2 separate regions of the Homo sapiens genome follow, and region 2 is linked to region 1. A link is an interaction called in ENCODE POLR2A ChIA-PET data of the cell type or tissue named here. Cell type or tissue: PC-9. All regions are shown on one strand. Each heading gives the region's core, and the rest is flanking DNA. Links, peaks and the distances in the headings are about the cores only.

Evidence for each region. ChIA-PET counts read pairs that join two places held together with the same protein. Peaks named below come from ENCODE experiments on the same cell type or tissue, not always from the same donor. Only the 100,000 strongest peaks of a DNase experiment are listed, where the experiment ranks them.
Region 2: POLR2A ChIA-PET joins it to region 1 with 11 read pairs; 2 of 35 experiments call an interaction of 5 or more read pairs at or near these places.

Annotation. Positions count from the first base shown.
Region 1 is chr10:30,416,798-30,432,131 of GRCh38, forward strand. No RefSeq gene overlaps it. Among named protein-coding and RNA genes, the nearest start is that of MAP3K8, 9.7 kb to the right of the region's middle. RefSeq lists enhancers at 1,802-1,921, 1,962-2,031, 14,807-14,866. In PC-9, for the core only: no CTCF peak of the experiment used is centred there; DNase peaks (open chromatin) are centred at 6,754 and 7,384; H3K4me3 peaks cover 310 bases; H3K27ac peaks cover 3,281 bases.
Region 2 is chr10:31,860,019-31,875,352 of GRCh38, forward strand. ARHGAP12 (Rho GTPase activating protein 12) reads right to left here. Exons shown (of 20, transcript NM_018287.7): 4 at 1,377-1,640. Among named protein-coding and RNA genes, the nearest start is that of ARHGAP12, 61 kb to the right of the region's middle. In PC-9, for the core only: no CTCF peak of the experiment used is centred there; no DNase peak of the experiment used is centred there; H3K27ac peaks cover 2,805 bases.

The sequences.
Region 1 (15,334 bases), core at 4,754-9,753:
TCTCCATGCAGACCAAGTGGATGCTTTTTTTCTATGCTTGCTTCCATATTAATTTTTGACTTAGATTTCAGAGACTTTTATTAATTTACTTACATGTGATTTTCAACTGTGATCCCCTCTTTAGTAATGAGTTCTATGAACTTAGACCCCAATAATTCCATGAATTCAGATGCACAGTCACTCATACAAGTACAGCATTACTCATTTCTATTATTTTGTTTGTTTGTTTGTTTGAGATGGGGTCTGACTCTGTTGCCCAGGCTGGAGTGCAGTGCAGTCTGGAGCTCCCAGGCTTAAGTGATCCATCCCCTCATCTCGGCCTCAAGAGTAGTTGGCACTACAGGTGGATGCCACCATGCCCAGCTAATTTTATTTATTTATTTATTTATTTGTAGATACAGCGTCTCCCTATGTTGCCCAGGCTGGTCTTGAACTCCTGGGCTCAAGCAATCCTCCCCACTTGGCCTCTCAAAGTGCTAGGACTACAGGAGTGAGCCACCGCGCCTGGCCCACTATTCCTGCCACATTTAGTACTAACTCATGTCTTCTTTTCTTCAGAATAAGAAAGGAAGAAAAGTGTCCTTGGAAGAGACAAGAGACAAGAGAGATTGCTGTCCCGTGTTTCTTTCCTCTGCAGGCTGTTGTATCCTGTCAGAGCCATCTGTCACTGGATCTCTTAGGAAATGCTACTGCTGCCAGACTGTCTTGTGGGCAGAAGTGCCTGTACCTGCCAGTGGTTGCAAGGCAGAGGAAACAGCCTCTAGTTGGATGGGGACCAGCATCTGGGAAATACTCTGACTCCACTCCTGGGGATAGAACCCATGTTTTCTTCCTGGGTCAAGCCACTTCTCGTTGGTCTATGGCAATCCAGCTGGGTTAGGAAAAGAAAAGCCCGCCTGGGCAGCCACATAGCTAAAGGCTCAGGACATTAAACACTAGGCTTGCTCTTCTTTGTCCCAGTGTATTAAAAAACAAACACTCCATGTAGTTCCCTGAGACACAAAAACAGGCCTTTAAACTGACCTTTCTAAAGAAACTGTTAGCTGGGCATGGTGGCTCACACCTGTAATCCCAGCACTTTGGGAGGCCGAGGCAGGCAGATCACTAGAGGTCAGAAGTCCAAGACAAACTTGTCCAACATGGTGAAACCCCATCTCTACTAAAAGAAAAAAAATTAGTGGGGCATGGTGGCAGGCGCTTGTAATCCCAGCTACTCAGGAGGCTGAGGTAGGAGAATCGCTTGAATCCAGGAGGTGCAGGTTGCAGTGAGCCAAGATCACGCCACTGCACTCTAACCTGGGTGACAGAGCTAAACTCTGTCTCAAAAATAAAAAAGAAAGAAGGAAGGAAGGGAGGGAGGGAGGGAAAGAAAGAGGGAAGAAAGAGAAAGGAAGGAAGGAAAAAAGGAAGGAAAGAAAGAAAGAAAGAAGGAAAGAAAGAAAGAGAAAGAAAGAAAGAAAGAAAGAAAGAAAGAAAGAAAGAAAGAAAGAAAGAAAGAAAGAAAGAAAGAAAGAGAGAAAGTAAAAAAGAAAGAAAGAAACTGTTGCCAGGGGAGGTGACTCAGGCCTGTAATCCCGGCACTTTGGGAGGCCAAGGTGGGCAGATCACCTGAGGTCAGCAGTTTGAAATCAGCCTGACCAAAATGGTGAAACCCCGTCTCTACTAAAAGTACAAGAATTAGCCAGGCTGTGGTGGCGCACACTGTAATTCCAGCGACTCAGGAGGCTGAGGCGGGAGAATCGCTTGAACCCTGGAGGTGGAGGTTGCAGTGACCCGGGATTGTGCCACTATACTCCAGCCTGGATGACAGAGGGAGACCCTGTCTCAAAAGAAAAGAAAAGAAAGAAAAAAAGAACCTGTTAAGATCTCCTAAAGCCTCTGCAAACTATGTCAAACATTCAATAGTTCCTTAGTTGGGTATTTTCTTAAAATTTTCCTGTTTCTTATCAATGTTAGATATTTTTCCAAGAACTCAAGGGAGATTTGCAGTGGGATAATCCAGTTCACATGGTAAAAATGAAACCACTACCACATAGCTTGTGATGCAATAAAGTAAGTGAAATAAAAGAGGCACAAAAGGAAACCGGAAGTTTCCATATCTTAAAAAGAAAAGCCACAGTGATAAGGCTTCAACCTGCTGAGTCGGTTACCCAGGTTTCTCCAGGCACTGGAGAAACCTCCATGCGGGGTTTCTGTTACTAACAGAGCCCTATTGAGTTGAAAGAAAAACCCATCCACCACCAAGCGCTACTCTATTTCTCTGGCATCAAGAAGGTTAACTTTTTTCACTCTATTTATGCCTTTTTTTTTTTCCTATAATCAAGGAAAGTAAAGCTCAAAGGGATTAAATAGCTTTTCTAAATCAACAGCTAGTATCAGGCCAAAAAAGAAAAAAATTGGCATCTGGATGTTATATAACACTAAAGCCCATATTTTTTTCTTTTACCTCAGACTTTCCACCAGGGACTAAAACAGGTTCAAATACTGTGTAATTGATTGTATTTGATTATGGTGTATTTATGGGGACTATGTAAAGCAACATTTCTTTATAATATTATTTTCTTTTCTTTTTTTTTTTGAGACCGAGTCTTGCTCTGTTGCCCAGGCTAGAATGCAGTGGCAAGATCTGTCCATATCAATTAATAACAAAATTGAAACACGGACTTAAGTGACAAATGTTTATTCATCCACAGTGACTTTTGACTTATACCAGGCTGCTATAATCTAGAACATTATGTTTATGTGAGCGTCACAGTCTCAGAAATATTCTCCCTGACCTAAGTAAGTTCTAGTCCCAAAGTATCTCTCCCCATCCCATTCACTTCCTTCACCTTGTTCATTTCCTCTTGAAACGTGTCATAAATTGTGCACTTATGTGTATTTATTTATTTGTTCAGTGTCTCTCTCTCCCTGACAAAACTCTAGACTCCATGAAGGCCATTGAGTTTTGTGCACTGCTGCTCCCCAGCACCTAAAACTGTGACTGGCATATACTACACACTCAAATATTTGTTGCATGAACGGATAAAGGAGCAGAATTGTCTTTTAAACGATATAGTGGTTATTCTTTTCTTCTCACTTGCAAAGCTGATTTTAGAAGCAGGTGCCAGAGATAAAGGTTACAAAATCTTAATATCTGTGCTTTACAAAATCAGAACGATGTTCACTAAAATGTTGACAGCAATTATTGTTGATCTGAGTGTTGGGATTGGTGGGTAAATTTCATTATCCCTATTTTCTAGCAAGTCTTTAGTAAACAGGAATTGTTTTGAAATCAGATTTAAGCTTTTAAAAAGTATAAACTCTTGGTATGCTCTCTAATTTGCTGTTCTTCTGAGAGCAGTTAGAGCTATAATCTGTGCATCAGGATGGGGAGCATCTGAAGTTTCCCCAAATGTAACTAACTAGAGCCAAGAAGGTACATCTCAATATTCCAGTATCTCCTTCTGCCAGGAGGTCTCTGCACCCAGACTATGCTCTGTGAATCTTGGATCTGAGGGATAAAACTGGGGGACCCAACTGGGCAGCAGTTGACTTAGCTAGAACCACTCATGGTGGTGGGTTTCAGGCAAACAAGGATGTGGGAGGCAACTTGGTGTCAACTGAGGGCTGCATGCATAAGTGAGGGGGACTGGCCAGTGGCTTCATGGTTGACAGCAGCCCATGAGTAATGTGGGCTGTACCTCCAATACCTATAGCAATCCCTGGGGCCCACTGATGTGCGTAAGTGTCTCTTGAATGAGTGGGTGACTTAGCACCTGCGAAGTCCAAGAATATAGTAACCTAATGGCTATATAATTTTGAAGGCAATATATTTGAGTTAGAATTTTGGCCATGTGTATTATCTGAGTGATCTTGGACAAGTTACTAATCTCCAAATTTCAGATCCCTCAAATACAAAACAAGCCTTGTAACAGCAACTTTCAGGGTCACTGCATCAGGGATATTAACTGAGTAAATGAAAGTATGTTTTTCAAAAACATTTTAGTACAGTATAAATACATGCAATACATGATTTCACTTTTCTCCTATGGTTAGAGCTGTAGGTTAAGAGGTTTTGATATTATGAAAAGTAAAATGAAAACAAGATAGCTTTTCTTTTTTCCATTATATAATAAAGAAACCAAAGCTCTACGAGTTTAAGTGACTTGCCCAAGGTCACATGGACAGAAAATGGGGAAGCAGAGATTTGAATTTAAAAAGTGTTCTTTTCACTTGGTTAGTATTTCCAAGGAACAGTCCCTTCTTGCTTTCTGAAGTTCAGATTTCAGGGGCCCAAGCCTACCTCTACTGAATGAGAATTTCCTAGGTGATACTTATAAGGCAAATGAGAATCACTGGTCCTAAAACCAAGCCATCATCAGCATGGAGTTAAGATTCTGAGTGAATGTGCCCCCCTGTGACAGGCTGGCCATGCCCATAAGGGACTATCCTAAGGCGACAGCCTGCCCCTCAAGACAGGTGACGGATAATCTCCTCTTCCCTCGATTATGTTGTTGGAATAAGGATGGAGCTACAGTAACAACTAATGAATTGAGGCCACAGTCACCATTTATTGCCTGTGATTTTGCTACACAGATAGAAGTAAGATAGGCAGATATGCTATTAAACATTAGAAAAGGGCCAGGGGGCTGGGCACGGTGGTTCACGCCTGTAATCCCAGCACTTCTGGAGGCCAAGGCGGATGGATCACCTGAGGTCAGGAATTGGAGACCAGCCTGGCCAACATGGTGAAACTCCATCTCTACTAAAAATACAAAAATTAACCGGGCATGGTGGCTCATGCCTGTAATCCCAACACTTTGGGAGGCCAAGGTGGGTGGATCATGAGGTCAGGAGTTTGAGACCAGCCTGGCCAACATGGTGAAACCTCATCTCTACTAAAACAAAAAATACAAAAATTAGTCGGGCATGGCGGCGGGTGTCTGTAATCCCAGCTACTTGGGAGGCTGAGGCAGGAGAACTGCTTGAACCCAGGAGGCGGAGGTTGCAGTGAGCCGAGATCGTGCCACTGTACTCCAGCCTGGGTGATAGAGCAAGACTCCGTCTCAAAAAAATAAATAAATAAAAAATAAAAATAAATAAATAAATATACAAAAATTAGCTGGATGTGGTGGCAGACACCTGTAATCCCAGCTACTTGGGAGGCTAAGGCAGGAGAATTGCTTGAACCCAGAAGGCAGAGGTTGCCGTGAACCGAGATCGAACTTTTTTTTTCTGTCTCAAAAAAAGGGCCACACTTTGGGAGGCAGGAGGATCGCTTGAGGCCAGGAGTTTGAGACAAGACTGGGCAATGGAGTGAGATCCTCTTCTCTAAAAAAACTGTAAAAAAAAAAAAAATAGCGGGGCATGGTGGTACGTGCCAGTAGTCCTAGCTGCTTGGGAGGCTGAAGACAGTGGATTGCTTAAGCCCAGCAGTTTCAGGCTGCAGTGAGCTATGATCACCACAGCACTCCAGTCTGGGTGACAGAGTGAGGCCTCGTCTCAAATAAATAAATAAATATTAGAAAACATAAAGTAGGTCAAAAGTACCAGAAAATACAAACTCTGCCCATTGGCAGTGGTGTGCTAGTAAATACTTAAGAATCAGCTTTCTGAAAGCCCTGCCCTGATGTGTAGTATTTGCTGATTTCTGTGATGTAAATTCTCCCACCACGACGTATTTCAAGTTACCAATGCGAGGCCACAGAATGCAATGTTGGAAAGAGAAGTACATCATTATGCAGTGTTTCCACCACACAGATATGACAGACCTAACTAACCTGGAGAGCCTCGAGAAGGGACAAATGTAACACGATTATCAGGAAGTGGTGAGTTTTTTGTATTTATTATCTTTGCCTTTAATATATACTTTACTTTTTTGGAATTTTTAAATTTTATTTTATTTATTGCTGAGACAGGTTCTCACTGTGTTGCCCACGCTGGAGTGCAGTGGTGAGATCTCAGCTTACTGCAACCTCTGCCTTCTGGGCTCAAGCAATCCTCTTACCTTAGCCTTCCAAGTAGCTGGGACCATAGGCATGAGCCACCATGCCTGGCTAATTTTTGTATTTTTTGTAAAGATGGGTTTTCACCATGTTGCCCAGGCTGGTCTCAAACTCCTGAGCTCAAGTGATCCACCCACCTTGGCCTCCCAAAGTGCACCCAGCCAGGAATTTTATTTTTAATAACGGCTATGTTTAACAACTCATTCTCACAGTTCCCTGAAAAGTTTAATGCTGGCTCTGGTTAAGGCCTTAACAAGGGATTGCAACAGGCCACTGCCTTTAGGAGTCTCTGGGCAGGGAACTGTTGTTGTAGGGAAAGTGTTGGCCTGGAAGACTGGGATTTGTGCTAGATCTGGCTGGGCAGATGGGAAAGATGCCTCCCTCTCCCTCAAACATTCTCGGGAACACCGTAGAAACAGGCCTGAAGCCCCAGCAATACCTCCTCCCACCTCCTATTGTCCCATCCAGAACTTCCTCAGCATCTCTGGATGAGAGGAGGCAGCACGTCTCTTTGTGTTCCTGCAAACCTGGAGAAATTAAGGCAGGACTACTTTAAGGGTGAGCAAAACTAGTGTCCTATTTCGAAGGTGTCCTGAGCTCAGCCCTCCCTCACATCCCTACTCCCAGGAAATAGCTGAAATTCCTTGACAGCCCCTCCCCTGAGTTAGAGATCAAAGATTAAAACATTAGACCTGCAAACTGCCTGAAACTCATTCACGTCTTCAGCCCGCATAGGAAAGAAGCTGGTCTGGGAGAGCAGGCTGAGGCATTTCACAACCGGCGCATGGCAACCCTGTTTTCCTCCAATGGGCACCAACAAACACCAGCTGCACACAGAGTTGCCTTTGCTGCAGGAGGCAGAGTCACTGCCTGTAGATGCAGGAAGTTGTTTATTTGAGTTTAGAGTCAGCCAGACATGGATTAGAATCGGGTTTCCCTGGACACTTAACCTCTTTAAACTCATGTAAATCCCACGCGTAAATGGAGAGAATAGGACCCACCTCAGGACTGTCGTGACAGTCAAAGGAGATAATCCATCTACAAGGCTTAGCAGAGTCCCTGGAACACAGTGTGTGCTCAAAATGCAGTTGTTATTAATGGTTTTCAAAAAATTTTTATCTATTTATTTATTTTTTAGGTGGAGTCTTGTTCTTGTTGCCCAGGCTGAAGTGCATTGATGCAATCTCAGCTCACTATAACCTCTGCCTCCTGGGTTCAAGCCATTCTCTTGCCTCAGCCTCTTGAGTAGCTGGGATTACAGGCCCCTGCCACCACACCCGGCTAATTTTTGTGTTTTTAGTAGAGACAGGGTTTCACCATGTTAGCCAGGCTGGTCTCAAACTCCTGACCTCAAGGGATCAGCCCACCTGGGCCTCCCAAAGTGCTGGGATTACAGGCATGAGTCACCACGTCCAGACTAAATATTATTTCTAATACAGTCAGAGTGTATGATGATGCTTCATTATTACAAAATTGATCAATCAAAGCATCTAAGTATTAAGGAAAAAATCCTTCTGGGCTGAGTGCGGGTGGCTCATGCCTGAAATCTCAGCATTTTGGGAGGCCAAGCAGGAGGATTGCCAGAGGCTGGGAGTTCCAGACCAGCCTAGCCAATATAATGAGACCCCTGTCTTTAAAAAAATAATAAAAATTTAAAATATTGTTTTAAAAAGGAAAAAAGTTCTGATGGGCATTACTCCATAGATTTAATTTAAAAAGGCAAGCAATCTCCCCTCACCACACTAAAGAAACTTAATTTGCTGGCAATTGCTTTTAGTACTGCAGCATAACTGCTATGGTTTGGATATGTCCCCTCCAAGATTCAGGTGTTGCCAATGTGATAGTGTTGCTGGAAAGAGGTCCCAGTCCAGACCCCAAAAGAGGGTTGTTGGATCTCATGCAAGAAAGAATTTGGGACAAGTTCATAGAGTAAAGTGAAAGCAAGTTTATTAAGAAAGTAAAGGGGCCGGCCATGGTGGCTCACGTCTGTAATCCCAGCACTTTGGGAGGTCGAGGTGGACGGATCACCTGAGGTCAGGAGTTCAAGACCAGCCTGGCCAACATGGTGAAACCTGTCTCCACTAAAAATACAAAAATTAGCCTGGCATGGTGATGCATGCCTGTAATCCCAGCTACTCTGGAGGCTGAGGCATGAGAATCGCTTGAACCTGGGAGGCAGAGGTTGCAGTGAATTGAGATCACGTCACTGCACCCCAGCCTGGAGGATGAGACTCTGTCTCAAAAAAAAAAAAAAAAAGTAAAGGAATAAAGAATGGCTACTCCATAGGCAGGGCAGGGGCTCAACGAAGGATACCTATAGTTATTTCTTGATTATATGGTAAACAAGGGGTGGATTATTCATGAGTTTTCGGGGAAAGGGGTGGGCAATTCCATAACTGAGGGTTTCTCCGCTTTTTAGACCATATAGGATAACTTCCTGCCATTGCCATGGCATCTGTAAACTGTCACGGTGCTGGTCACATGGTGCTCTTAACATGTGAATGCATTGTAATTTGCATATAATGAGCAGTGAGGACGACTAGAGGTCACTTTTGTCACCATCTTGGTTTTGGTGGATTTTGGTCAGCTTCATTATTGCAACCTATTTTATCAGCAAGGTCTTGTGCCGACCTCCTATCTCATCCTGGAACTTAGAATGCCTAACCTGTGAATGCAGCCCAGTAGGTCTCAGCCTTATTTTACCCAGCTGTATTCAAGATGGAGTCGCTCTTGTTCAAAAGCTTCTGACAACAGGATTAAGAGGTGGGACCTTTAGGAGGTGATCAAGCCATGAGGGCTCTTCCTTTGGGAATAGGATTAAAGCCCTTATAAAAGAGGCTTCAGGGAGCAGTGGCTCCATAGCCCTTTGACAATCCATCATGCAACAAGGCATCATCGTGGAAGGGGAGAGCAGCCCTCACCAGACAACCAAATATGCCCAACCTGCCAGTGCCCTGATCTTGTACTTCCCTGCCTCTAGACCTGTTCTTTATACATTCTCCTCTTTATAAATTACCTAGGCTCAGGTATTTTGTTATAGCAGCACAAAAAGGGACTAAGAAAGGAAAAGTCAAGGAACAAAATGTGTTTAGCTCAGCTTAAAACAAAGTCTCACATGAAGATAAGCACACCACATCCTTTTAAATCCGTTTCCCAAACCATTGCATGGGGAAAACACCATTTCAAAAAGACTAATAAATTATTTTTGAAGGGTATAATATTCTAGTTTTATTTTGTTCATTTTTTTTTATTTGATAGAGTCTTATTCTGTTGCCCAGACTGAAATGCAGTGGTGTAATCTTGGCTCACTGCAACCTCTGCCTCCCAGGTTCAAGCAATTCTCCTGCCTCAGCCTCCCAAGCAGCTGGGATTACAGGTGCACGCCCCCACACCCGGCTAATTTTTATATTTTCAGTAAAGACAGGGTTTCCATGTTGGCCAGGCTGGTCTCAAACTCCTGACCTCAAGTGATCTGCCCGCCCCGGTCTCCCAACGTGCTGGGATTACAGGTATGAGCCACTGCACCTGGTCACGCATGTTCTTTTTTTTTTTTTAAAGACAGAGTCCTGCTCTGTCACCCAAGCTGGAGTGCAGTGGCCTGATCACAGCTCACTGCAGTCTCGACCTCCTCAGCTCAGTCGATCCTCTCACCTCAACCTCTTGATTAGATGGGAGTACAGGTACCCCCACCACATAGGCTAATTAAAAAACGAATTTTTTTTAGAGATGGAGTCTCACTATATCGCCCAGGCTGGTCTCCTGGGCTCAGGTGATTCTCCCAGCTCAGCCTCCCAAACTGTGGGATTACAGGGTGAGCCACCATGCCCAGCCCTTTTTTCTGTTTTTATGCATTTACACTTGCATGTACAGGATGGGGATCAGATTATATATATATATATTTAACCAATTCCTCCCCCTGCCCAAACAATATGTTGACAGCAGTTCCCTCCCTTCACAGGCAGAGCCTTCACTGTGCAGTATTTTCAGGCCCTGCATTGTACTGAGGGGAGACAGGACTGTGAGGTTAATATGTAAAGGAGTGAGAGGAGGCACTTAAGGTTGCATATGGGAAATCTCCACCAACTCAATTGGGGCTACACCATAGCATTTAGCCCTAGGCAGTTTAAGGAGATAGGGAGTTGGAGAGAGCATGATTGCTGAGCCTTTCTCCCCCTTTAAAAGTTTAGCAAGTGAGGCCGGGTGTTGTGGCTCATGCCTGTAATCCTAACACTTTGGGAGGCCGAGGCAGGTGGATCATTTGAGGTCAGGAGTTCGAGACCAACCTGGCCAACTTGGTGAAACCCTGTCTCTACTAAAAATACAAAAAATTAGCCAGGCGTGGTGGCACAGGCCTGTAATCTCAGCTACTCGGGAGGCTGAGGCAGGATAATCGCTTGAACCTTGCAGGGGCAGAGGTTGCAGTGAGCTGAGATCACACCACTGCACTCCAGCCTGAATGACAGAGCAAGGCTCCATCTCAAAAAAAAAAAAAAAAAAAGTGTGGCAAGTGAAAGCTACTGCATGCGCATGAGGACACAGTCTTGCACAGTTCTGGGTGCTAGCAGTCCTATGCCATGTGGTCATTTCGGAAGGCCATGATCAAGAAACCCTGCACAAGGAGTTTCCATTTGGGAGGTGGAACACAGGAGCACAGACCAATAGTTCTGTTTTTAAAGTGCAGTTCGAGAACCTCAAATTTGGGGAAGCCACAACACTAAGTAAGTAATAAAATTCTTAACATTTAGCATACAGAATAATGCTATTTAGGCCCTTTGAGAGACCTACATTTTAGTTTTCTGCACATGAGAACAGATGGTCTTGGTTCATATACAGGCCCAATTTACACCCAGCCTTCAAGATAAACAACAGCCACAGCTGAGTGAATTTAGGAACTCCCCTTCCCTTCCCAGGGTTACCGGGGACTTCTCTCCCCTTCCCCCACGGGAGGACCTCATCTCTGCCTGGGGCCCCATTTCCCTTGCTCAGTTGCTATTTTCACTTTACACAGGAAAGGCAAAAGCTGGTGAGCTACCTCCCAAAGGGGAGGAGAAGGAAAACGGAAGGAGGAGGATGGAGAAGACTGTCCCTTTCAACCTTGTCTGCATTCCTCCCCCATAGTCCTAAGGTGGATGGGAAGGGAAGAGGGTTGTAAGAGCTGAGGGCATAGTCTTGCCTATTGCTGTACCATGAATGCATTATAGATACTCATCTCTATTGCTTAAGGCAGGCAGGTGGGCCTGTGGCTCTAGGGCCTGGTGTCTTTCCAATCTCACCTGGGTTGTCTTAGAGGGCTGCTGGGGGACAGCAGAATCTAATGAAGCACCCTGTGGTCCCCACAGGTCTGATGGATGGCTCTGCTCCACCTCAAGATGCTAAGTGAGGCTGAACAGGTTCTCATGACTGCATGGTCATGAATAGAGGGCCTAGCCTGTGTTAGAGGAAGGAGTTTATGTTTTAGGTATTGGAGCAGATGGCCATAGTCCAAGGAGCAGTCAGTGGCAGAGGTGGGGCATGGGGTGGAGCTGTTCGTTCCCACAGTGGAAAAGGCAACCCTAAATGTCTACCTCCGTTGGATACTTCATTCTTTGGGCCGATGTGCCTTTTCAGTGGTATCCAAGGTAACTGCTCTAAGGATGCATGCATTTTCTGCATGTTACTTTGTCATTTTGAAAATCCCGCCCCTCTTTTTTTTTTTTTTTTTGAGACAGAGTCTCACTCTGTCACTTAGGCTGCAGCACAGTGACATGATCATAGCTCACTGCAGCCTCAACATCCTGGGCTCAAGAAACTGAGGACCAGAGAGACTGATATGGAGAACAGGAGGATTGTTTATTTTAGGTATGCACCAGCTCAGTGGATTCGCATCCAAAAAGCTGAGCATTGAACAAAGACTGAGTGGGGTTTTTATAAGCAAACCTACAAAAGCCAAACAAAAGCAATTAATCATACAGTAACAGGTCACATAATCTATAGCATAACTGTTGACTTAGCATAACTTGTGGCCTTGCCTAGCTAGTGACCTTATAGCTGCGTCAAAAGAAAAATAAGAACTGGCTAAATACAGAGATTTGTAAAACATAATCATGCTTAAGAAACCAGGGAAAGGAGTAACAGTAAAAGAATTTGTCTTTTTCTTCTTTTTTTTTTTTTCCTTCAACCTTTCTCTGGAGGGGGGTGTTGTCTGGAGCCCATTCCTTTGTCCTTGGCTTTCTGGACAGCATTATCTTATAACTCTTCTTGAAGTGAGCTTGCTAGGCAGAGGAAAACTTGAAACTTGTTCTTTTCTTTTTAACCTTTGCCGTGCCTGTTACTTTTCTTACAGTGAATGAATGCATATTTATTTTTAAATTTCTGCCTCATCTCAGCCTTCCGAGTAGCTTGGACTACAGGTGCGTGCCACCATGGCCAGTTAATGTTTTAAATTTTTTTTTTTTTTTTTTTGTAGAGAGAGGATTTTGCCATGTTGCCCAACCTGGTCTTGAACTCCTGGGCTCAAGAAATCCTCCCCTGGCCTCCAAAAGTGCTGGGATTACAGGTGTGAGCCACCATGTCCTGCTTGAAACTCTTAATATAAAAAAAATTGCCAGATGTGGTGGCTCACACCTGTAATCTCAGCACTTTGGGAGGCTGACGTGGGTGGATCACATGAGGTCAGGAGTTTGAGACCAGCCTGGCCAACACGGCAAAACCCCATCTCTACTAAAAATACAAAAATTAGCCTGGCATGGTGGCATGCACCCGTAATCTCAGCTCCTCCGGAGGCTGAGGCAGGAGAATCGCTTGAACCCGGGAGGCAGATCTTGCAGTGAGCTGAGATCGTGCCGCTGCACTCCAGCCTGGGCGACAGAGTGAGACTGTGTCTGGAAAAAAAAAAAAAGAAAGAAAGAAAAGGGAAAAAAAACCAGAAAAACTTTAATTATTTTTATTTTATTTTTTATTTTTGAAATGGAGTTTCACTCTTGTCGCCCAGGCTGAAGTACAATGACACGATCTCAGCTCACTGCAACCTCTGTCTCCCAGGTTCAAGTGAGTCTCCTGCCTCAGCCTCCCAAGTAGCTGGGAGTACAGGCATGAGGCACCACACCCGGCTAATTTTTGTATTTTTAGTAGTGATGGGGTTTCACCATGTTGGTCAGGCTGGTCTCAAGCTCCCGACCTCAGGTGTTCCCACCTGCCTCGCCTCCCAAAGTGTTGGGATTACAGGCATGAGCCACCACACCCGGCCAGAAAAACTTCAATTATATCTGAAATCCACTCACATTATCATAAGAAACTTACACATATCAATGAAAAAAAAAAGAGATACTGAATTTTTAGAATCCAATTTCAAATTGTTCACAATTTAAGACAATAATAATAGTTGTAAATGTATTACCTACGTGTCTGTACAGCTTCTCACCTGAAAGTTATTATCAAAAGTATAAAGAAGTTGTTGTTGAAACTCTTAATCTGTATAGCTGTTTCAACATGAAACCATAAAGAAAAAGTTATGATCATGAAATCAGGCTCAAGTTCCTCTTAACTTTAAAAATATCTCATTTAAAGCTTTATTCAAATTATCTACTTTCAATACTTTGTATTTTATTGTTTTTTTTTAACAAAAAACAACATATTTTCGCCAAGTGACCTATAGCTATGCTCCCAATTTATTGCAGTTATTTTATTCACAAAATTCCATATTTTATGAATATAAAAAACTGAGAAACAATGCCCCATATCATATTAATTAGTCTAGAGCACAATTGTGGTTACATCGGTTAATGGGCCAACAGGGTTACCTACCCATTGTTAATAATTTTCTTTCTGTGAGTAAAATAATTTGGATTTCCAAACTACAAATTACAAACCCATTAATGTCCCAACCTATGAGATGGAGCAAGCTTCTTCAGGTAAACTGCAATCGGTTACAGCCTTATTTGCAAATGCATTTTGCTTGCTTCAAACAGCTTCTAGAGAGCTGTTTCGTAATGTGCTTTAGGATCACTTCCAGAATAACCCCCTATGGTTGTGTGCACTGTGGCTCAAGGGACTTCTCATTGGTAGGTTTAAAACTCACTTAGCTCGCCCCTAGAAGAGCAGGATTGTTTTTGTAAGCCTGCATAAAAAACAAAAAGCCAGACCAGAAAAATGCAAGGAGTCTAGGCAAGGTGGCTCACGCCTGTAATCCCAGTACTTTGGGAGGCTGAGGCGGGCAGATCGCTTGAGCTCAGAAATTTGAGACCAGCCTGGGCAACATGGCAAAACCCCGTCTCTAACGCTACCCAAAATACAAAAATTAGCCGGGTGTGGTGGCATGCGCCTGTAGTTCCAGCTATCTGGGAGGCTGAGGTGGGAGGATCACTTGAGCCAGGGAGGTGGAGGTTGCAGTGAGCTGAGATCGCCCCACTGCAGTCCAGCCAGGGCGACAGATCCAGAACCTGTCTCAAATACATCATACATACATACATACATACATACATACATACATACATACATACAGGGAGTCCACAGACTTTTTCTTTCTTTTCAGTTGCTCTCTCCCTTTTGGCCTCCTTGTTAAAAACTCTACATACGTTTTCAAGTAAAACCTTCTAATTTACCCCAACAGATGAACCTGCTCTGGATTAAGCCAGAAGCAAGAGAGAACCCTGCTAGACCAGCCATTTCACCAGCTCCCTAAAATGCAGCTATATTTGGGAGACTTCTGTGTAGGAAGTAAGGCTAATAATGCAGTTCCCAGAAGATTAGGTGTGGTTTTAATGAGCTCACACAAGGCGGGTGGGGAGGGGAGTGGTTCCATGGTTCTATTTTTAAAACTCGTGTAAAGATCATCCTTTGTTGTCTAAACACGGCAGTAGAGAAAGAGACGTCTCTGTTTCTCACGTTACAATCAGAGGTAACAACCTGTGCTAACCTGGTTTCCAGCGAAAAGGCCAAAAGTGTACTGATAACTTCGGCTTCAGCTGAGACTGGGATAACCCGCTTGAGCCAGTGCCAAATTCCACCCATCCGGCGCGCAAGCGAGCGGGGCTTCTCCTCCCCAACCCCGGCCCAGGCTGCTTCTGCCGGGTCAGTGCTGCCGGGTTGGTGGAAGCTGCCTTCCCTCCCTCCAAGATCAGAAAGGCGGAGGGTTCAGGAAGGGGTTCTCCTCTAGGTGCAAGGGACTGCCTGGATATTTGGAGGGAATGGCAAAGCCCTGCTTCATGAGGTGAATGAATATAAATTAAATCGCTCTCGTATTTAAAATAACTTGACGGATGACAGTGCCCATTCAGTCAATCGGCCCTCGACGTTGGATTTGCTACCTGGGCTTGTTGTCTGCGAGTTAAGGTCCTGCAAAAAGCCCCTGGCTTGTCACCTCAACTAAC
Region 2 (15,334 bases), core at 4,216-9,215, 1.4 Mb after region 1:
TGATCTGCCTCCCAAAGTGCTAGAATTACAGGCATGAGCCACTGCGTCCAGCCAAATTTTCCTTTCTTGTTATAGTTAAACATGAACAATTTTTCTATTTTTGCTCTCACTTGAACACTAAAAACACAAATTATTACCAAACTAAAGCTATAAATAAACCAACTGAAAAATGGGACAAGAAGGGAGTTATTAACTACAAAAAGCTTTTGGGAGTCTGCTAAATACAAGATGTGTTCCCTGATTTTTCTAGATCCTATCTACCTGAAGTTTGCTTTTATTTGTACGAGCTAGCTGCTTTCTATAACAGCCGGATGTCCTATGCAGGTGGAGGGACTCCAACCTACCAAATGGCAGGATTTCACTCTATTCTACCAATCCTACCAAGTTACTCCTGTACGTTTAAATAATCCCAAGGCCTCTTGCCAGACTACTGAGATAAGTGTTTCTAAAACACAGCTGGCCAATTTACTGCACCATCCTGCAAGAGGTATGGAGGAAGGTGAAACCAGAAGGAGAAAAAGAGTACAGACACTTGTTAGAGAAAATAATGATTTTAAAGTGAATTGTTAGACTTAACAGAATGATTCAATTGTAGCAAAGGAATTATAATTATTTCCCTCATATATAAATAAAACAATGGTCTTGTACCGCTGACTGACAAAGAGAAAAAATGGGAAGTAGTCTGGTAGCCATACTAAGCCAATAGAGAAATATATTATTTCTATTTATTTTGCTGGGTCACATCACATTTCTATTTTTTTCTAAAAAATGTCACTGGACAGCCAGGTGCAGTAGCTCACGCCTGTAATCCTAGCACTTTGGGAGGCTGAGACAGGGGGACTGCTTGAAGTCAGGCGGCAAGACCCCATCTCTACAAATAAAATTTTTAAAAATCAGCCAGTGACATGTGCCTGTAGTCCCAGCTACTAGTGAGGCTAAGGTGGGAGGATCGCTTAAGCCCAAGAGTTTGAGGCTACAGTGAGATATCATTGCACCAGGGCTCTCCAGCCTGGGCAACAGAGCTAGACTCCATCTCTTAAAAAACTGAATTAAATTTAACTTAAAATATCATCGGCTTGTGCAGTAACAACTGAAATAGTATGTTCTAAGACATAAGGGGGTGCACTGGCACTAGACAACTTAAACCCAGTTCTGGAACTAGTACGCACACAGGTTAGCAGCTGTCCATTAGTCAGAGATTAGGAAGTAGCTAGCATTAATATTTTAGTAAAGCTTGGAAAGAATTTTTAATGATCTTAGAGATCACGTGTTTTAACATGCTGACAGTAAGAAACAAAACTATTTACTTCTTTGGTTTCTGAATAATGAAAAGAGAAAATCTGGTAACTTGCAGTTGATTCCTTAATTACTCATACCTCTTGATCCCCTGGATTTTGGAAATCTCCTTTGCTGATGCTTGCATCCCGAGTCCAACGAGGAGGTTTCCAAGTTCTTTCCTGTGTCCCTCTGTTATAGTAATAGCAACGCCCTGAGCTGTCTTTATGAGTTTCCCATTCTCCATTAATCTGAATTGCCGGGCTCCCAGGAAGTGGGGGAAGAGCAGACTGGGATATTTTCAGTTCTTGAAGGTTAGCATAGACAGGAGAATCTGGCCTTCCTTGATTTGGAGGTGTGGTTGCCTGTGAAATAAACATTTTTAAATTTCATGTTTAAACTGGTATAACATTTAAGTCAAAATTAAATGAAACAGGAGATTTATAAACAATACTAACTCATTTTAAAACATATATACAGGTGAATATATTCTGAGGAAATAATAATTTAACAGTTTTAATATTCATAGTTTCATTGAAAAATAAATAAAAGCTTCAAACCAAATCCAAAGTATGCATAATACTTTCCTTTACCTGAAACAGTGTGATGGACAGCCAAGAGCTGTGGGTTCTAATTCAAGATCTGGCACTAACAAGTTGTATGATATTGGGTAACATCACTTTACTTCTTTGAAAGTGAAATTTTTTATCTCAAGAAATGAGGGAATTGGACTAAACCACCAAGGTCTTTTTTGGCTCTCAAATTCTATGATTTTAGGCAATACTTTAAAATATAAAAAGTTTTACATATGAGTAGCACAGCTTTTATTATGAAAATTATCAAAAGAAAGATTTCATATTCTAAGCTCTAACATTAAATCAGGAACATAAGTGAAACATAAAAGAGGAATAATACTTAAGCTAAGAATTTACTACATTCTATTCCTTCTCAGGTATAATTTCTCAGAGGCTATAAACAAATCATTTAATCTCTTCCTAGCTTCCTTATTTGTGAATTTCCTAACAGTAGAAAAGTAAGAATTAGTAGTAACTCTGATTTACATGTTTAATGTTTAGCTACAGCTTTATTTTTTATTTTTAAATATCTCACTAGATGTCAGTCAAGAGCAAGCTACTTCATACCCTTTGTATAAGGGCACTGTAAATTGTATTAGGTTACACAGAACTTCAGTTGCTGAAGAAAAAAAACACACGTCTGAGAACACCTGCTTATGTTATGTATTTGTATTTCTGTATATATTTTCCTTTTACAGCAAGATTTCTTAACCCTAGCACCACTGACATTTTGAGACACAAAGTTATTTGTTGTAAGGGCTATCCTCTGCACTGTGGGATGTTTATCAGCTTCCCTGACCTCTAACCACCAGATGACAGTGGCGCATGCACACACAGACACACACACACACACACACACACACACACACACACACACACACACGCCTCCGACGTGACAACTGAAAAGCCTCCAGACACTGATGAATGTCCCTTGGGGGCAAAACTGGCCCTAGTTGAGGAACCACTGCTTTTCCCTATAAATCCTAGAATTATATTCAGATGTTCAATTACTTCTGAAATGTAACTAGAGTTTCATGAATGCTTTAAAATACTGAATTTGAAAAGAATACTGAATGGAAACACTGAATCAGTTTTATTGAAATTAAAGTGCTTTAACTTCTAAAAATATTTGTCTATAATGTTTGTGAGTTTAAATCACAGAATAAGCTCTGTGAAAACAGTAAAAATAACCCAAACACAAATACATGTTTGTGAAATGGTCACTGTTGGTCTTCTTACACATGGTAGTTATACATGTACTATATTCAATGATGCAAATTCGACTATTTTCCTTAAAACGTTAGCTTCAAATTTATCACTAAACAACATCTTTCTATGAAGAAAATCTATCCATGGAGACAGATATCATTTCTCCTTCAGATTAATTCCATATCCTAGTGAATGTGTTTTCTCTGATGAAAATAAATTCTGTTAATATAAAAATTCTATATGGCAAATCATGTCTCAGAACCTAGAATATCTAGAGAATATTTATTCAACCAATATTAAAGAAGTTCTTACTTTGCTCCTGATATTTGACTAGAACTTGGGGAAATAAAGATGCTAAGAAACAGCCATTTTCTAAATGATGTTTATGAACAAACTCTACTAAATCTTCAAGAAACAATTCCTGTTGTTTAAACAGTTTAAATTTTTAAAGTTTTTCCAGCTAGAAAAACCTGAAGTGGCCTTCAGCACAATCTATAAGGCTAGCATAATTCTGAAACAAGAGCAGAGAAGAATTAAATAAAAGAACACTGTAACATATCTCACTTATAAATATGGAAGAAAATATCCTAAATAAAACATTAGAAATCTAGCACTACATTAAATGAAACAAGCACAGATATTAAGAAAGTCTGTCTTTAGGAAATCTCATATTGTAATTCTTTAGATTCATAGATAAACACGATCATCTCTACAGACACCAAGAAAGCATTTGATAAAATTCAACACAGATTCAGGATATAACTCTTAGCAAGATAGGAACAGGTGACACTTCCTTAATTTGACTTTTAAAAATTATTAGTATTTAAACATCACAATCAACAAGACAGATAAGTTCTTCCATTAAAGTCAAGATTAAAATTGAAGTATATTATGGTCTATAAGGTTAACATAATTTTGAAACAAGAGCAGGGAAGAATTAAATAGAAGAACACTGTAAACATATCTCACTTATAACTAACTGCCAAGTATAATTGCTCTACTCAACACTGTACTGGATTTGTGCTAAGATACAAAAAATGAATTAAACTCATAAAATACGTAAAAGAAAAAAGAAACTGTCATTTGTCATTGAAATAACCAACAGTTAAAAACCCAAATCCACAAAAACTACTAAAAGAGTTTCATGAATTGGCCAGATTTTTGATTATCTAGTCAGTTTCCCATACATAAGCAATGACAAATTAGAAAATATAACAACCAAAAAATCTCATTCATAATAGGAAAAAAACTAACACAAATAAGCCTTAAAAGAAATGTATAAAATCAAGTAAGAATATTTGTAAAACCTTCCTCAGGTACCTAAAATTAAACTTCAATAGATAAACCCTTGTTCCTAAATGGAAAATAAAACCAACTTCATAAACATGCTAATTCTCCAAAAATTAACCTATAGATTCCATAAATACAATGCAATATTTGGCATACAATATTCAGTACACTGCCCAGTACACAGGAGCACTTAATGTAATTTGTTGAATGAATAAACAAACTAATGACAAACACGAACAAAAGTATGCAAACATGTATCTCCTCCAAAAAAGGAAAATTAGGGATTTGGAACCAGTTAGATGTGATAAAGAGAGGAAACTAAGAAAACATCCACGCTTCTAGTTTTGAAAAAATGATGGACAGTTGTGTCCCTTTTTAAGATAGAAACTATTGACAAATGAATTGAGCATCATGTACTCAAGCTAGGTGATTAGGCTACAAATTATGAATTTAAAATCTCCTTGCCTTCCAGAACCTCGTAACATGGTAAAGGAAAGTGAAACATGATAATAATAGACACAATGCTAGAGCTACACATGGGACACTGTGGGAGCAAAAAGGAAGAGACCCGGAAACAAGTGACTAAGCCTTAGAAATAAATAAACAGGAGTTAGCCCGGTAAAAGTTGGGGAAACAGCAGGGAGGAAGAACAAAAGCTAGGAAAAACAGCATGGTACTTTCAGGGAATGATGCTGACATACTGAGTATGTAAAAGGAGCAGCAAGTGAAAGGCCTAAGGAAAAGCAAGTAACAGCACAGAGAGTTTGAAGGTCATGTTGCAAAGCAAACATCCAGAAGCATTTAGGAAACTACTGAAGATTAAGCCAGGAAGTGCATTCTGATTTAAATTTTTAAAATATTACAGATTTTAGAGAGACGCAACTAGGAGGTTGGTACAGTAGTACAGACAGAAGATGAAGAGAGCTGCAATAGGACAAGACAGTAGGAATGCAGAAGCAGGGACAGATTCAAGAAACAATCAGAAGGTTAAATTAACATACAGGTTGTATGTTTGCTTATGTGAAGTACAGTTTGTTTTACCGTGTGTGTAGTTTTACTACAGTTAATGTCAAGATGAAGAAAAGAATGGAAAGAGAAGGGCAAACAGGAGTTACATTTAGATTGCATTAGGTTGATAAGTCTTTTCAAAACCCAAGTGGAAATGGTAATAGATTGTTGGTTATATAAATTGGGAACTCAGTTCCCAATTTACAAAAATCAGGGCTGGCCAGGCGCGGCGACTCACGCCTGTAATCCCAGCACTTTGGGAGGCTGAAGCCGGTGGATCACGAGGTCAGGAAATCGAGATCATCCTGGCTAACATGCCGAAACCCCATCTCTACTAAAAATACAAAAAAAAATTAGCCCGGCGTGGTGGCGGGCGCCTGTAGTCCCAGCTACTCGGGAGGCTGAGGCAGGAGAATGGCGTGAACCCAGGAGGCAGAGCTTGCAGTGAGCCAAGACCGCGACGCTGCACTCCAGCCTGGGCGACTGAGCAAGACTCCGTCTCAAAAAAAAAAAAAAATCAGGGCTAAAAATATAGAAGTCATTAATATACACGTGGGGTCAATAACATATGAAAGCATACAGAGTAAGTGCAAGATGAAATGAGAACCCTGGAAAATACTAAGCTGTTGCTTTATGAATTAAAATGAGAACATAAGTTTAAAGTCAGCATATGATCTTGCATAGTGATTTCTATTGTTAGCATAATAATTATTATTGCAATTAACATAACTAAAGAACCAGACTAAGTGATGGAGGCAGAAAGGAAAGTTAGAAGTAGAAGGTCTACCAGGAAAGAATAGCATTTGAAAGTCAAGAAGGAAAATTTCAAAAGAAGGGAAACTAGACAGTATCAAATTCAAAGACTTCAATACAGGGACTCTGAAAGAATCACTCAATTCAGCAATTAAGAAGTTTTTAAAGACTTCAGCTACCAGCCATGAGGATCTGAAACTACTTTCCTGCCATAAACTAGAAAAGCGAGTAAAATACAGAAAACAAGTATTGTGAGGCATTGTACAACAATCAGCTGCAGACTGTAATCTTTGAGAGAAACAAACAAGGTGAATCCTACCACTCCCAAGCTTTGTGCCGGAAGTGGTTTGCAGGAATCAGCCCAGCAAGGGGAAATCCAGAGTCTAGCAATCTCGGTGAGTGAACAGGACAAACACTGGGAATAATACAAGAAATGGAAATAATTATAAACACCATACAATGAGAAGAGAAAAAGTTGAAGGAAATGCTCCCTTTTTTTTTTGGTCTCAAGAGTTTCGCTCTTGTTGCCCAGGCTGGAGTGTAATGGCACAATCTCGGATCACCACAACCTCTGCCTCCCTGTTTCAAGCGATTCTCCTGCCTCAGCCTCCTGAGTAGCTGGGATTATAGGCGTGAGCCACCATGCCCGGCTAATTTTATATTTTTTTAGTAGAGACAGGATTTCTCCATGTTGGGTCAGGCTGGTCTCAAACTCCTGACCTCAGGTGATCCACCCGCCTCGGCCTCCCAAAATGCTGGGATTAACAGGCGTGAGCCACCGTGCCCAGTCCCTAATTTTTAAAAATCAGGGAATCTAAAGTTGGATGGCATTCTTCAAAACCGATAAACCAAGAAACAGGTGGAATTATGTTTGAAATCTAGAGACTTAACAGTAATTCTAAGTAGAAGCACAGATAATTAGGTTTATTGACAATGAAAGGTAAAAAGTTAGTTTCTAGTAGAAATAAGAACCTTGTTTTCTTTTTTTTGTTTTTTTTTTTTTTGAGACGGAGTCTTGCCCTGTCACCCAGGTTGGAGTGCAATGGTGTGATTTCAGCTCACTGCAGCCTCCACCTCCTGAAGAACCTTGTTTTCTTAATGAATTAGTTCCATACTTAAAATCAGCTTAAATCCTCAATTTTCAAAGTGTATGAGAAAAGAATAGACGAGGACTCCGTATTTGTGAAATACTCTGATCTCTGGCAAAAAGAAAGTGCACATGTTTATTATTGCCTAAACCACTGAAAAATTCAAGGGAATTAACACTGATTGATTACCAACAATTTTCCTCAAGCTTGAAAATATAGGTTCTTGGCATAAAAAATACTTAGCATAAAATACCAAACTAATTTTTACATATGCACAAAATATATATTTAATTACAACAAGGGATGGTTAAGTAATAATGCACTGTCTTTTCTAGCGAACCAAAAATATGTTTTTTTAACAAATACACTCAATGCTGGTGAAGGTGGGATGTAACAACTCTAGTTTACTGCTGGTAACTTTAATCAGCAGAACCTTTTTGGAAAAGTTTGGCAGTATGTTTCAAGAGTTTTAAAAAAATATTTTTAGACCCTTGAACAAACGGAAGAAAATTCCTAAAGACACAAAAATCCCTAACAAAGATGTTCATTCCAGTGTTATTTATAAGAAATAAATCAGAAACAACCTAAACATTTAACAACAGAAAAATGGTTAAGCAAATCATGACTCAACAGATGAGGCAATACTAATACTAGCAGTGAAAATGCTATGAATGATTTCTGATTTAAAAAAAAAAAAATCTGGCCAGGCACAGTGGCTTACACCTGTAATCCCAGCACTTTAGTAGGAGGCCGAGGGCAGATCATCTGAGGTCAGGAGTTCAAGACCAGCCTGGCCAACATGGCGAAACCCCATCTCTACTAAAAATACAAAAATTAGCTGGGCGTGGTGGTGCACACGTAATCCCAGCTACTTGGGAGGCTGAGACAGGAGAATCACTTGAACCCTGGGGGCGGAGGATGCAATAAGCCAAGATGGCGCCAGTGCACTCCAGCCTGGGTGACAGAGCAAGACTCCATCTAAAAAAAAAAAATCTGCATGATCTGCCATCAGCAGGTCCAGGAAAAAAAAAAGTATAAGGGCAACTAAGAAAAGCAGAAAATAAAACAATACAATGAAATTCCAATTAAATTTTAAAGCATAAAGAAAAACTAAAACATTATCAGTTTTCTCTGGATATTAGTATTATATATGTTTTTTTCTATGTGATTTCCCAATTTTATTATAATGAGAATGATCACCTTTAGAGTTTGAGGGGACAAGGATGTGGGGCAGGATAGGCCCTTGTCTAGTCCACCAGACTTACAAAAGTGACAATAGTATTGACCCTATAGAAACTAGTGTTTTTTCACAGGAAGTCAATGGGTCATCAGAATCATCTGAGGTTGCTTATTAAAATTCTTGGGCCACATTCCAGAGTTACTGGGGGTGGCAAGTGGTGATAGTGGCTGGGGGTTAGTCAAGAATTTATATTTTAGGGCCAGGTGTGGTGACTTACACCTCTAATCCCAGCACCTTGGGAGGTTGAGGCGGGAAGATCACTTGAGCCCAGTAGTTCAAGACCAGCCTGGGCAACACCGAGACCCTGTCTCTATAAAAAATAATTAGCCAGGCAGGGTGGCACATGCCTGTGGTCCCTGCTACTTGGAAGGCTGAGGTGAGAGGATGACTTGAGCCCAGGAGGTCAAGGCTGCAGTGAGCCACTGCACTCTAGCCTGGGTTTCAGAGTAAGACCCTGTCTCAATAAATACATATTTTTAAGTACTCTATGTGATATTTATGTTCATTATTATTCAAAAGTCAGTGTACCTGAGTGCGCTTAGGGCAAACTAGCCTCTTCAGCCCAATACATTTGTATTACAAAAACATAAATACTGAAAGACAATTCTTAAGTCCATACCACCATTTGCTGTTACTCTGCAGATAAATCAGAGTTAAAATGAATAAGCAGTAAGATATAAGTACTTCCAATATATGAGTCAAATAAAAATCAGCTTTCTAACATTTATAAGAACCTTGTTCATGAATTGTCACCAACAAAAACAAATGGAATTTTCATACTTTAAAAAAAATAAAACAGGCCAGGCACCGTGGCTCATGCCTGTAATGCCAACACTTCAGGAAGCTGAAGCAGGAGGATCACCTGAGGTCAGAAATTCAAGAGTAGCCTGGCCAACATGCTGAAACCCTGTCTCCACTAAAAATGCAAATATTAGCCAGGTGTGGTGGTGGGCGCCTGTAATCCCAGTTACTTGGGAGGCTGAGGCAGGAGAATTGCGTGAACCTGGGAGGTGGAGGTTGCAGTGAGCCAAGACTACACCACTGCACTCCAGCCTGGGTAACAGAGCGAGACTCTGTCTCAAAAACAAACAAACAAACAAACAACAAAACACCACCCCCTCCCCCCTAAAAAAAACAAAGTTAATTTTATGGGTTATATCTGTCATTAATTAACAATTGAATTGGGACCAGTACCTCTGCACATGACCTAATTTCATATTTAAAAAAGACTTGGCCTGTTCTACTTTATCTATAGATAGACTAAAATAATCCTCCCATTATCCACTGAAAAGAAAAATTGGGGAACCATATATATAAGAAGGTAACTTTAAACTTAGATTCCTTCTGCATCGTTACTTTTTTTAATACCAAAAAATACTGAGATTTGTCCTCTTTTTACTTTTGACATTAGTTCAGAATTGCTTCTATAATAAACTTCTGAGAATGGCAGAATCCATACTAAGGAGCTACACCTCTTGCTTCTTAATCAGCACATGCTACTTAGTATTAATACCTGGGTATCTACCTTACTAAAAGTACAGAATTATATTTATATTGCTGAATAGTATAAATCCCTACAGCCTATAATCATACCTTTGATTTAGACTTATGGAAAAAAACATTTACCACAAATGTTTGGTAGCCTGACAGTATCAGGCTCTAAAGCTGAACTTATTTTTTTAAATCCTATTTTAAATCATATACAGAAAAAGACATTTATGTATTTTTGTAATTTAGCTGCTTAAACAAAGTCTCCTTTACCATAATTTCTGTCTTTTTTTTTTTTTTTTGAGATGGAATCTCGCTCTCATTGCCCAGGCTGGAGTGCAATGGTGCCATCTCAGCTCACTGCAACCTCCGCCTCCTGCGTTCAAGCAAATTCTCCTGCCTCAGCCTCCTGAGTAGCTGGGATTACAGGCATGCGCCACCCCACCCAGCTAATTTTGTATTTTTAGTAGAGACTGGGTTTCTCCATGTTGGCCAGGCTGGTCTCGAGCTCCCAACCTCAGATGATCCACCCGCCTCAGCCTCCCAAAGTGCTGGGATTCCAGGCTGAGCCACCGGACCCAGCCATAATTTTTATATAATAATAAATTGTGTAGTTATATAAATTATAACATTGGGCCAGTTAACAGAGTACAAAAAGCAAAAATTTGTCAATGGGACAATGCTCAGCTAAAACAGGACTAAAACTGGTTTTAGTTCACAAACGAATTTTGTTTAGTTTCACAACTAAAAATTACATGATCAATATTACCTGAAAAATATAACTTCCTAAAAGAAAGTCATTTAAAGCCAAATTTTAGGGGGAAAAACATATACCACCCTTTGTTTAACAATTTTGAAAACAAAAACTTACAAATTCTAATGTTCCTGTCTAAAGCGTGACTGCATTGAGATTTCAAGCTCTATAGAGTACACTGATATTTTCATGGTTTACTTACTTAACTAACATTTAAGTACTAATTATGAGCTAGGCAGTAGATGAAAATAGGACAGTCCCTGTCCTTGAGGAGCCAATAGCCTAGGAAAGAGGACAAAACTACTCTAATGACACAGCTAACTGCTGCAGAGAGAAGTGTACAGGATGCTCTAGAAGCACAGAAAAACTCAGCACTAAACAGGGATAGGAGGTGAGACACAGCATGCAGAAAAAGTTTCACAACAGATGTTTAACATGATCTTTAAAGGAAAATAGGCGCAAGTCAAGAGAGTAGTGAAGGGCACTTCAAGCACAAGCAACACTTTATTGTTCTTCGGATATAACACACAAATAAGGAAAACAACCTTTGAATAAGGAAACACTACTGATAACTAAGTGAATTCGTTATCATGGTATCTTTAATAGACATCAGTTTTCATGGTAAACACATAATTTGCCTTACTGATTTTTTTTCAGGTGATTTTCTAGTTATTGAAACTCAGAGGTGCTCTATTACTACAGGGTTGGTTACCTTACCTTGTATTCATATGCTAAGACTTAGCTGTCACCTTACGGCTTGCTTCTGTCCTCCCCCTCTCCTTTTATCACCTTGGCCAACAGCCTGAACAGTCTCTTCACCCTGTCACAGATCTGTCACCATTTCTCCCGCCTCCCCTGACAAAGACAATAATAAAGCAGGTACCAGGTAGAAAAGCTGTAATGTCTGACAAATGCTTGTTTCTAAAAAGCCATACACAAACATACTGATGAAGTCATCTCTCTGCTACTAACCCTCAATAACAGCTGCAAGCAGATTATTGCAGCAATCGTGCCATGCTATAAACTACAACCACTGGTAAAGACTATCTATCTGTATCTAGACGGTTGACAGAGAAGAGGTGACAGACACCACAGTGAAAAGGAATGAAGGAACTAATAGGAACCAGCACATAGAGAGTCATGGGAGTGCACAATTAGGAAGTTTATTACAGGCAAAAGATTTGCCAAAAAGGGAACAAATGACAAATTTCCCCTTCAAGATAGAGCCCACATCTCTCCAGTCTCCTTTTCTTTCATGCCCTCACGCTCATCCTTTCCTCAGCCTTACTTCTCTACAGCTCATCATAGTACTTACGACACTAAACTCTAATCCCAGATTTACTTGTCTGCCTTTCCTTCTAGAACTTCATTCTCTTTAAGGCAGAAACATTTGTCTTGTTTGTCTCTTCATCTTCAGAGCCTAGTATAGCACTTGCACAAATTGGCACTCAATAAGTTCCTGAGTGAAAATTATTTTTATATAACTAAATAATCTATCATGAAATCCACACACTAACTCCCTACTTCTGTTTTTATAGTCTCCTGGGAAATCGATTACCTAAACTCTATTGCTTCAATAAAACCAAAATCTCTCCCTCAAACACCCTCCTCTCCCCGAGCTACCGACATGTATTCTGAAAGACCTACCAGCATGGATATTCCACATATACCTCAAACTCACTACATCCTCTGCCTCAACCTTCTTCCATAACATACTACCCTATAGGAGTCACTAATTCAAATAATACTATCATAAACTCCTCAAGCAGCTATCTCTCAAAGTCATCTGTATCTCCTCTCTTTACCCCAACAAAGTACTACTAATTCTCTATCCTAATATATCTTGAATTTCTTCCTCTCTTATCCCAAGATAAACTGCCTTAGTCCATCTTTTGCTGAATAACTAAAATCACCCATGGGGTCTACTGCCCCCATTTCTTTGCCTCATCCAGTTGATCCTCCATGATACCACTAGTTTCTCTAAAAGCACATATCTGATATCGTTACTCATCTGCTTAAAAACATCAATGAAAATTTCATTAACTATAAGATAACTCCAAGGACCTTGAAAGAGAACTGTGGCTCTTAAGTACTCCAGTCCCAATCTTTTCTGCCTCATTTATTACCATTCTCCCTATATTATTTGTTCCAAAATTCCCATACTACTCATAATTCTATTATTAATGCATACCATTTTCCTCCCAGACCTTCAAATCTTTACTTTATCCTTCTGAGATAACCCGTTCCCAATCACCAAACCACACTCAAAACCATAAAGAACTGATTCAAACTCTTTGAAATGTTCCCCTGTTCCCCAAAGGCAGAATTCATGGGCTTCCTGTGCATCTAGAGCATCAGTATCTAACAGAAATATAACATGAGCCAGGTATGTAATTTTTTCTACTAGCTACATTAAAAGGGTTATAAAAAGAGAGATAAAATGAATTACAATAATATATTTAACACAATGTATCCAAAATATTATCACACCACCATATAATCAGCACGCAAATTACTGAGATAGTTTATATTTTTGGACTATCTTCAAAATCCAGTGTGTATTTTACAGTACATCTCAATTCAGGTCCTAAATTTTCATCAGAAATACTTTATCTATATTTCGATTTCTTAAAATGTACAGTTGAAAAAGTAGATTTATATATCCAAATTATTCCAAACATTCTCCAAAGTTTCCCAATAAATGAATCCAGCATCAGTTTTCATATTTAACTTATAATAAATAATTAAAATTAAAACTTGAGTTATTCAGTCTCACTAGCCACATTCAAGTGCTCAATAACCACCCATGGCCAGTGGCTACTATCGGCCGGCACCAATCTGCAGCATTAATTTGTCATTTTTCTGTCTCTCCCACTAAGTTGTAAGCCCCTTAGGAGTTAAGAACATGACCATGTCTTATCATTACACATTCTCAAAGTCTAGAAACAAATGAATAAACCAAAGACCCCTTTCTCAAGCCCTAACACAGACTCTGATGATTCTCCTGTTCTCAGTAACTGCTTTCCCAATCCATAGAATATTTCAAGAAATAGAAAGCTAAATGTGATAGCTGCTAGAAACTTATTGATGAAACCTCATTATTAATTTGTGTTAAAAGTATTCATCCAGATATGTTTGTCCTTGTTGGTCAGTAAAGCAAAGAAAATTCAATGGGACATTATGCTGAGATAGTAAGACTTAGTTACTATTTTATGCTGATAAGGCAACATGCGATGACCTGGTACACTGCCATTATTATAAATCTCCCTCCCTGGGGACTTGAATGGTAACTCTATCATCAGCATTCAGAGAATGACTAAAGAATACTCTGTCACTGAAATTTCTAGAGATTAAAAAGTTAATGGTACAACTGCAAATGAAAAAACTATCTGTGATCACTTGTTGAAAGCATACATTACATGAATAAATCTAAACTTAGAAGGTGAGGCTTCTGGTGGCAGCAAAACAAAGTATGAATTTCAAAAAGATAAAAAATTGATCCATAGTTTTAAGATATACATTTAAATGCCCAACATACCATCTTTTCTGTCTCTCATCTTCTGATAACTGAATATTCTTTTTTTGTTTAATTTCAGAAGACAAAAAATTTTGAAAAACACTACCTAAGGAAAAGGTAGTGGAAAAGGTTGTGTTCACTTCAAATGAACACAACTACATAAATGGGTTTCTAACTTACTATCTGTACCAATTCATTAACAAGTATGCATGAGAAAGTCATAGCACAGCTACTTGGGTAATCTATTTTATTAAGTCCAAACTGAGTGTGTAATTACAAGTTTTAAAGCATTATTTCCTTAAAGCTGTCTTGAAAACAGAAAGAAAATTAAAAGTAGATGATTTTCCATCACTTTAATGGTCATTTTATACCAAGGCAAGAAATACCTAAGCCCTGAATTTGTTAAACAAGAGATATTTAAAATAGGTAGTTAGACACACATAATGGACTCTATAAGTAGAAAAAAAATACATTCAGTCCAGGTGCAGTGGCTCATGCCTGTAATCCTAGCACTTTGGGCGGCCGAGGCGTGCGGATCACCTGAGGTCAAAAGTTCGAGACCAGCCTGGCCAACATGGTGAACCCTCATCTCTACTAAAAATACAGAAATTAGCCAGGCGTGGTGGCCAGCACCTGTAATCTCAGCTACTCGGGAGGCTGAGGCAAGAGAATCTCTTGAACCCGGGAGGCAGAGGTTGCAGTGAGCCAAGATGGCGCCACAGCACTCCAGACTGGGTGACAACGCAAGACTCTGTCTCAAAAAAAAAAAAAAAAAAAAAAAAAAAAATTTTCACACACATACTCATGTATCTGCCAGAAAACTTACAGAAGACCATATGTAAGTTTCTGTCACTTATTTCTGAGTCATGGAATTACTGCTGGGTTTGTTTGTCTGCTTATCTGTACTTTCTAATTTATTCTAGAAGGAGTTCATCTATTTTTGAAATGAGATTAAAAAGAAAAAAATGCTTACGGGAGAAAAAGGGCCATTAATTTTAAAGTCATGTAACAATTCTGGAATGATCTTTAAGAAATTCTCTAGCTAAGCTCTAGAAGCACAGAACACTTATGATACCCATGGAGGTCAATACTCAAAACTTAAAGTTTACCCAGAAAAAGTAGAGTAGGTAAGGAGGA